2 separate regions of the Mus musculus genome follow, and region 1 is linked to region 2. Evidence: chromatin loops called from intact Hi-C (ENCODE). Cell type or tissue: left cerebral cortex. All regions are shown on one strand. Links, peaks and the distances in the headings refer to the core of each region. The heading gives the core; the rest is flanking DNA.

Region 1 (4,401 bases), core at 224-4,223, 160 kb after region 2:
GTTTATGCCAATGTGTTCCTTTAAATGATGTTTTTGTTTTGAAGGAAATAAATCCTATGAGTTACTAGCATCTCTCCCTCTGTGTCTGTCTCTCTGTCTGTGTCTGTGTCAATCTGTGTGTGTGTGTGTGTGTGTGTGTGTGTGTGTGTGTGCTTAACCTTGTGAATAAGCCATGCCAAAAGCAAGAGACATGAGGGAAAAAAGGAAAGGGTTAGAATGCTGGATATCATCATTGCTACAGCACTATATAATCTGATATGTATAATCTGATCTATTTCCATAAAAGGCCTAAAATTCTGCAAAAGAAACAGTAATAAAAAAGAAGAACATAAGGTAAGAATTGTTTGTCCAATGCCAAGTGATCAGCCCTGAAAACATACATACAAGTAATACTGTATTCTCTGAACGGGTTATATTTAGGAATGTGTGTATGCATGTATGTATGTATGTATATATGTATATACCTATACTTATATATATCTAAAAACAACTAGTGAGAGAAGAGGCTGCCAGTTTGTAGCAGAGCAGGAAAGGGAAAAAGAAAAATGTTATAATTTAATTATGATCTCAATATTTTTAAAATGTGAAAAATCAAATTATGATATAAACAAATATATTAGCTGGATGGTTGTAGTGCCTGCCTTTAATCCCAGCATTCAAGAAGTAGACACAGGTAGAGTTCAAAGCCAGCTTGGCCTACAGAGTTCTGAAACAGCCAGGGCTATACAGTGGAACCTGTCTTGAAAAACCGTTAAAAAAGATCATAATAAGACCCATTCTTTTACATTCTTTTATATAAATAGTATATATTAATAAAATTACATATTCCAGAAATGAGAAAAAGTGCAAAAAGTACAAAGACTATGTATTTTGCTTTGTTTTTACTTAGTTACTTGGCTTCGACTCTGTAGGTCAGAATATAAAGGTTTAAAATTCATGCAAGATTGCACAGAAAGATGGAGTCAAAGGCAGCTCTGGTGTGTTGGTGGAAATTTTTCCTCTGTTCTCTGGCTCTCTGAGCATGGGTTTGATTTATCTAAGACACACAGAAACAAAATAGTAACTTCCCTTGCCAATATTCTAAGACGATTGCTCATGGGGGGCTTAAGCTTCTGCTGAGAGCAGATCAGAATTTCTCATGATGAGTTACGGCTAACCTGCTGAATATGTTTGGACTTGGCAGACACATATCTCCAGGATCTGTCCTTTGTGTTTCTCAGCCCTCCTTGGGAAAGGTCAAGTGCACTAATAGCTTTCTTCCACTCTTTATCAGCTAAGCATAAAAATCTTACTGGGAGAGGCCTTGGCCTATTTAATAGTGTTGCATCTGAGCCATTCATGTCTGGAGAATACTCAGGCTGGGCCCAGTTCTAGCTGAATCACAGCTTAGGCATATGGCCTGACTTTTATAGCATTTTAAAAATGATGTTGCACTTTAAAGAGTAAGGGGGAGGTTTAAAAAATTCTGGTGTCGTACCAATTCTTTTTCCATTTTATATAAAAGGAATTTTTTCCACCTGTCTACAAGGACGGGTGCATGAAACATGGAGAAAGATAAGGGTAATTCTTTCTGTCTATACTTCATTCCTATCTTGAAACATGACCTATATCTAGAGAAGGAAGTCATGCTCAAATGCTCCATTGCCAGAGCTTTTAGTCTTCTGAACATTTGACTTTTGTTGTGAAGGAGATGTCTAGAAAAAAAAAATGGATGACTCTGTGAAGATCCTAGGACCTGCATTAATTTAAGTCTGCAGACAGAATTCAACAGCATGTAAGTGATGTGGCTACCATAAAAAAAAAACCCACCCAGAGGGGCTAGGAAATGAATAAGAAGCTTGTTTCCACAGTTGTGTTTCCAACACAGAAAGCCTGATAGATAGCTAACTGAAAACCCTGGCCAGAGTATACAGGTTGAGCTTTGTGGGTTGGGTAGACAATGACAGCCGTTTCTGAAATCAGAATAGTCTGGACTGTGTCACTGCAGGGTCTCTCCTCTCATAGAGGGGATGGTTTAGGAAAGTTCTAGAGCTTGAAGCTACAGCTTATGAGGAGGTGGAATTCGTTGTGAAAAAAATAAAGTCACTCTCATTTAAATGATTTGAATAAATTCTTTCATTTCAAAATATTAGACATAGGACCGTTGAAATCCTCTCAATGTAAAGAAGGGTAAGTGTCGCCCCCAGTGGCTCTGCTGTGCTCCTGCTCAGCTCAGGCTCTGTAACATCACAACAGCCCAACAAAGTTACTAGTAGTATTCTGGTTTGTATTCCTATCCTAATGCTTTGTTATAAAATAACTCCAATTTGGCAGTTCAAAATTATAAACACTTAGAATCTCATAGTCTGTTGATTAAAGCCACAGAGTTTATCCATGTGCCTTAGGCTCGTGTCTTCTCTTAGCAAGATTTGGACAATCTGCTCTCAGGTTGGAGTTTCACTCAGGGAGAGGCTGAGCACGTGCAAGATCCTGCTTCATGCTTACTCATTTGGCTATGGTCCCATCTCAGGCCTTCACTGGCGCTTGCCTGGAGAAATTACCTGCTTCCCACTTGTGAATTTTAATATGCCTGCTGCCAGCAAGTCAGGTTGCTCCTTAGAAGGCAAAGGATTTGAAACAAATGAGAGAATGGATCCTCAAGAAGGAAGCTTCCATCCTTCTATAATCTATCCTGAGTTCCTCCTTCTCTTTTCTTCACTCTTTTGTTGTTCCCAAAATAGTCACTACTGCAACCTGCACCCATTAAGAGACAATCATATAAATATGCTGCTATTTTAGAGGCTACTACAGTTTGATCATTTTAAGTGCTGACAAACATCAAGTTTAGAAAGAAATAATTTACCCAAAGGTCATTTGACTGCTCCATAGCAAAAGAGGGCTTCATTTCTAGGATATTGGGCTGCAGAGACCCAGTTCTTGTCCAATATGCAGTCGAAAACCTATGTTTTAGGTAGGAAATCAGCTTTTCTCTGAATCCTTTTGATGACTGATTTCCTTTTCCATTGAAAAAGGCTTTAAAGAACTGGTGTGAAACTTGTCTGATTGTGCCCAGATAAACAGTTCTAGTTACAGTATCTTTTATGTATTTCATCTTCCAACAATCTCCTTAGGGATGTCCTTGTCTTCTGTTGTGTCTGTAGATAACTCAACAAGATAACAGATGCCTGAGATAAACTTCAGCAAGCCTCGCAACTCGGATTCTTAGGAATGGTTGTTTGGTTTAGGGTTAATGTGAAAGGAAAACTTCATAGCTTGGTCAAGTTGGCTTTGCAGAGAAATGACTAGACTCCTAGACCTTCATTGCTGCACACAATAGGAAAGCCATAGACCCTTGGGAATCAAGAAAACAGATAGGGCTCACAAGGCCACAGAACCATATCACTACCCCCTTCACAGGTCAGGATGGTTGTACAAACTAAATCGTGAGCTAGACTGGGAGCCAGAAAAGAATGTCCTTGTGAATGAGGGTTCTGCCACACTGCTCTAGTCAGAACAACACAGAAGCTACAGGAAGACAGGAGGGTGTTCTCTGGCAACTGTATTCAGTTCACTCAAGCCCTGTGTGTAACCCAAAAGTCCTGTGTCCCAGTCAACACAGAAGGATTAACCACCTGTCAACTACTCCTAGGTAAACACCATGTCATGGTGTAACTGCTATATTAGAATGTTGATCATTACATATTCTTTCAGTGAAGACTAGTGTCACCTACAGTCATGAGACACTCAACACCATTTCCTTAACACCTACCACATGCCTAGAGCTCAACCAATGCTTGTGACTTGCCTGACGTCTTTATGATCACACCAATGGTTGGAGCCTGGGGTTTTCATCTCTGCAGTGTTTGGGAGCAGCTGGTAACATAAATGACTACATTCCAAGAGAATTTGCTCACAATATAACTCATTCATCAGAAGCACAGAGGAATTAAGCCCTTTCAAGATAATCATTCCTTCTGGCATTTCCAGGTTTCTCACATCTAAACTTTAGGGAATGGGTTTTAAGACACCTTTGCTTCTCCTTTATCCGAGGGTCTATTTGAGAATGAACTGGAGCTCCAAAGAGCAGGATAACGATAGACTTTGGGGGGGGGGATTTATGTATCTTACTACCTGTGTAATCACCATCAGGAAGTACTAAACTGGTGAAGGAAAAGAGGTTTTGTTGTTGTTGATATTGTTTTCCTTTAAAAGTCGTATCAGCGAAAAGAGGTTGAAGTGATTTTAAAAGACGTATCAGCGAAAAGAGGTTGAAGTGATTTTTTCCTCTTACTACAATCCACACTTGTGTACACCAGTCAAATGCTGTACTTAATCCAGTGAGCATCACTGCTGGAAGGACTGTGATTCATGTGCTCGGGACCTTCTGAGTCACCATTGGTCATTATACCATGTAAAAAGGAA
Region 2 (4,401 bases), core at 294-4,293:
TATAGGAGCCTGTTTGGCAATGGCAAGACATTAATATTTTGAAGTAATAATAAAATAAAATAGTAATAATAACAAATAAATAATAAAAATAAAACAGTTAACAGTTAAATTATGAAAAGATTCAAAAGAAGATGGTTGATTGAAGAATTAGGGGGAAACCTGAAAGTTCTTTTGGAGCATTGATAAAGGCATTTCCACTAGCAATTGAGGAAAGATGCAGGATGCCATTTCTACTAGCAATTGAGGAAGGATGCAGGGCTCAACCTTGTTCTCTTGGGGGGGGGCTTCTCTGCCTAGGACCCACAGAGGACTCCTAAACCAATGGTCCTTGGACAAAATACAACATGACACACAAACAAAGAAAAAAAGTCTTATTCAAGTACACTTGGAGAAAATGGGAGCCAAGTCCTACAGGTAGCTGTGTTATAGAGGCATTCTGTGGTCCTTTCAGTGCTAGTACTCTTTGTTAACCTCAAAGACAGGGCATAAATGAGTCGTTTCTAAAACCAGAACACCCCTTAAAAGTATAGGAATATAAGTGGACATTGCATAGTTTTGAAGAATGTCAGTTTGGGAGACACAGCCCAAAGATACCAATTTACCTTGCATACAAAAAATTCAGGTATATCTGGAAAGTTTAGAAATATATTAGCTTTTTGTGCATCTCTCCTAAGATGTGCCAGGGACCTAATATTTTACCTGCAGTTTTCCCAGTTGTCAACTTTATTTCTTCTTTCACGTCCTTTTTCTTTGCATGAGAATGTCCAGGGTCACTTACTCAATTCATATTTTTACAGGTATAATTCACTGTCCATTTTAGTAGCTTGTATTAGTTGCTTTTCTTTTTATTTTATTTTTTCTCATTAAGTCACCTATTCCATCTATTTCCTTGGGTTTATAATACACATTCTTTGTTCCTTATTTTCTCTGCTATCCTCCACACACAGCATACATGCTCTAGAATGTTTCTTTGCTCAGTGTTGATTCCAGAAAATGCAACTACCTGCCTTATTTGAGAGCATAGCTGGGTGGGCTCTCTCTCTCTCTCTCTCTCTCTCTCTCTCTCTCTCTCTCTCTCTCTCTCTCTCTCTCTCTGTGTGTGTGTGTGTGTGTGTGTGTGTGTGTGTGTGTGTGTGGTGTTGATAGAGATACCTCCAAGGACAAGAGGTAAAGCACAGCCTAATTCATATTCAGCAGAGTCGTTTCTTTGGCAGCTGAAACAAACCTGCAGAAGTCCTGCTGTCACAGAAACAGACTCAGACACCCACCCCTGGCTCGTCCACCTGCACATACACTCAAGGGAGATTGTTCTCCTGGCTTTCGGATTACAGCTCCCTCACAGTGGGCTGTATCGCAGCCATGAGTCATGAGAAGCTGAAAGAGTCAAGGCCTGGTGATGCTTATAGGAACCTTTAGTGGGCAGAACATAATTACAAAATCCAGCCCTAAGTGCTATTTCTCATTATTTATCTTCCAAACTGCCTCCTCTGCCTCAGCACAACGTGACAAAAGGCCCTGGCTCATCTGAGTGACTGGAGAACGTGCTGCTTTGTTTGGTGAGATATTCTGGATCCTAAGTGCGGCTGGCTCTCTGGTTTGTGAACCTTGATCAGCAAGTGCTCTGCATTTCTCTGGTAGTCTTTGGAAACAGGTATGTAGATGATTCACAAGACTATTGAAGGTCTTTAAAAAAATGACAGATGAATCATAGAAAAGACGACTAGAGCAGTACAAAAAAAAAAGCTGAAAATGTTCTGCTTGTAACCACCCATCCTTAGTAATTATTCATTTGGGGAGAAAAAAAAATGGATTCACTTATTTTCACTTCCTGACATTAAAATGAACTATGAATGAACCTTCTTCTTCTTTTTTAAAAAAATAGTTGTTGTGTCTTGTTGCTTATTCATAAAAAGATGGAACTGTTTTCTACTGAGTGGTTTTCCTGTGATAATAATAAGCTTATCATTAGTTTGAATTTTCAACTCAAGTGTTCTCATCAAAGACGGCTGTTGAACAGAATGAGAAATTGTTGTCCCTTCCTGAGATTTTCTCAGCTCTCACCGGAAACATGCTCCCGCAAACACTGACCCAGCTCAACCCCACTCCGTTTCTCAGAGCAGATGAGGTCATGTCCTGGTGTGGTGGCGCTCTGCACTGCAGTCTCAATCATTTGACCATTGCTGGCATAAAAAAATGGGACCCAGGATTTTAGATTACACAGCCATCTAACAGAGGAGGGTACTGTCTGTACGGGGAACACTACATGATTCATTTTTTCTTAGAAAAAAAAATTAAAGTCATATTTCTTTGATGTGTCAGCAGTGTTGACTGAAAGCAGATTGCAGATTCTTTGTACTCAACTAGAGGGAGAAATCCAGGGAGGGAAAGCAAGAGAGCAAATGTGAGGTTTCTCTTCAATCAAGCAGGGTTAGCGCTGTTTCTAGCAAATTCACCTAAATCAAGTGCATAGCTCTTGGAATGTAATAGTGTAACCTAATGATGCTCACAGAGAGGCCATAGGAAGAGGAAAATGAGAAGAGAAATAATTATTCTTGTCTGTCTAGGGAGAGAAATGCATGGGGAGGGGACACACAGAGCCTGAAATGTTGGTGTGCAGTGGGAATACAAGGACGCACATTGAGAGCTACAGGAAGAGGAAGAGATCATTCCCGAAATAATTTGGAAGTAGGACCAGAGGCTATACCGAGGCTCTCTGTTATCTTTGTTCTTCCTCTCGCGTCATTCTACTGGGATCCCATCAGGCTCTCTACAAAGATGCACAATGTCTATGGACAATAAACATTACACCTGCCCGAGAGTGGGGGGAAATTAGCCCACTAAACACAAGAAGTTCAGCTGTGCCATCCCTAAAGCTTTCTGGGAAAGAATGGCTTGGAGCTATGGAAGAACATAGGCATTTTCTGGAGGCAGAAGGAAGGGTAGTGACTCATCTGCTTCCTTTATATGGAAATTATCCTCTGTGTCCCCTTGGGCTGCAAGGATTCCCATAGTTGAGGATTGCTACTGCCTGATAATGTCTCCTAGAACAGCATCACTGTGCTGTAGTCTTTTATTCACTTAGAAGCTTCAATGCCTGTGTCTTCCTTCTTTGACTATCACTGATTGTGCCCTCAAACCAAGGGTGAAACAAACCTAGGGATGATTTCTAAGGTCTGCACACTCTGGTACCAGAAAGATACTGGGAGTTCCAGGAACTCCTTGGAAAACAACCAAGTATGCAGATGTAACAAGGTAGTTGCTGTTTGATCTCTGAACAATACACACTTTCTCTAACTAAGATGGCCAGCTCACCCAGGGCTCAAAAGACAGCCTGCTATATGCAATTAGAATCTTACTGAAAAGTAAGAGAATTAACAGAGTGGATTTAGCTGATTGCAGCAAATCACAACTAAGGTAATGAACTTGAATGCATGGTAAACAACACGACTTTCTACCAGCTGAGTTAGATGCAACTTCTTGTGCTCAGCTTGGGCTTTTTGATGTTTCCGTGGCTGTTGTTTTAAAATCATGAATAGCAGCAAGGATGCCTAGATGGACCTTCACATCATGAGCACAGCACTGTTCACACCAAAATCGTAAAATATCCTCAACAAATGGAGTTAGAAAGAACACCTGCCAAGGCTCCCTTCATTGCTTTGCAGGAAGCTTTACAAATGGTGCCATGAGAGTCATTCTAAATTAGACTATCAGGCTGACAGGCCTAGCATCACTGGCTTGCACAAACCTCATCGAATGTGACAGGATGGAAATCTAGGTGGCATAATGAGGCATGGGAGCAATATTTTCAAGGGTGCTAATAGTTATTCCACGGATCTTTCCCCTCAAGGCAAGTAAGCTCCCCAAATTCATATGTCTATTTTCATGTATTTTCTTTTTCTTCATTGTTCTCCTTCCATGAGTGATGCACCGACATCCAGTGGGTTATGCCAGATTTCAGATATATACTTCCCTCCGGGAAACAAAGGATGCTCAGGCTTCTTGACCATTTGAATGGAAAGCAAACTTCCTGGAGGATACAGGATGTAATCGTTTTCTAAGTCAGGCAGTCTCACATCAGATTTGTGGCTTGTCCCCTCCTCTGTAATTACGTTTTGTTTGGAATCATCTGTGCTACTCTGCATCGATACTTTAAAATTCCTTAATTAAAACTACAAATCATCAAAGTTCACACAGGACCGGTGCTTGTGATGTTTCTTATTTTAGACATGGGCAATATAGAATGAGAATGAAGACATAAATAATCTTGACGTGGATTCAGCTGAGATCATTCAATTGAGATGTCCCTGTTCTTTGCAGAAGCTGATCTCAGTCAGGAAGAGGGCAACAGTCTGCAGTTTCCACGATACATAACTGGAAAAAATATGTCTAGAAATGTGATAG

Evidence for each region. Hi-C counts contacts between places; a loop is a spot of excess contacts. Peaks named below come from ENCODE experiments on the same cell type or tissue, not always from the same donor. Only the 100,000 strongest peaks of a DNase experiment are listed, where the experiment ranks them.
Region 1: a loop joins it to region 2, with 2.7 times the contacts of the local background. A loop is called at or near these places in 2 of 42 quality-filtered maps.

The regions. Positions count from the first base shown.
Region 1 is chr2:51,459,766-51,464,166 of GRCm38, forward strand. No RefSeq gene overlaps it. Among named protein-coding and RNA genes, the nearest start is that of Gm32434, 24 kb to the left of the region's middle. In left cerebral cortex, for the core only: a CTCF peak has its summit at 2,178; DNase peaks (open chromatin) are centred at 1,395 and 2,467; H3K27ac peaks cover 1,368 bases.
Region 2 is chr2:51,303,488-51,307,888 of GRCm38, forward strand. No RefSeq gene overlaps it. Among named protein-coding and RNA genes, the nearest start is that of Gm13497, 64 kb to the left of the region's middle. In left cerebral cortex, for the core only: a CTCF peak has its summit at 2,184; DNase peaks (open chromatin) are centred at 1,383, 2,194 and 2,951.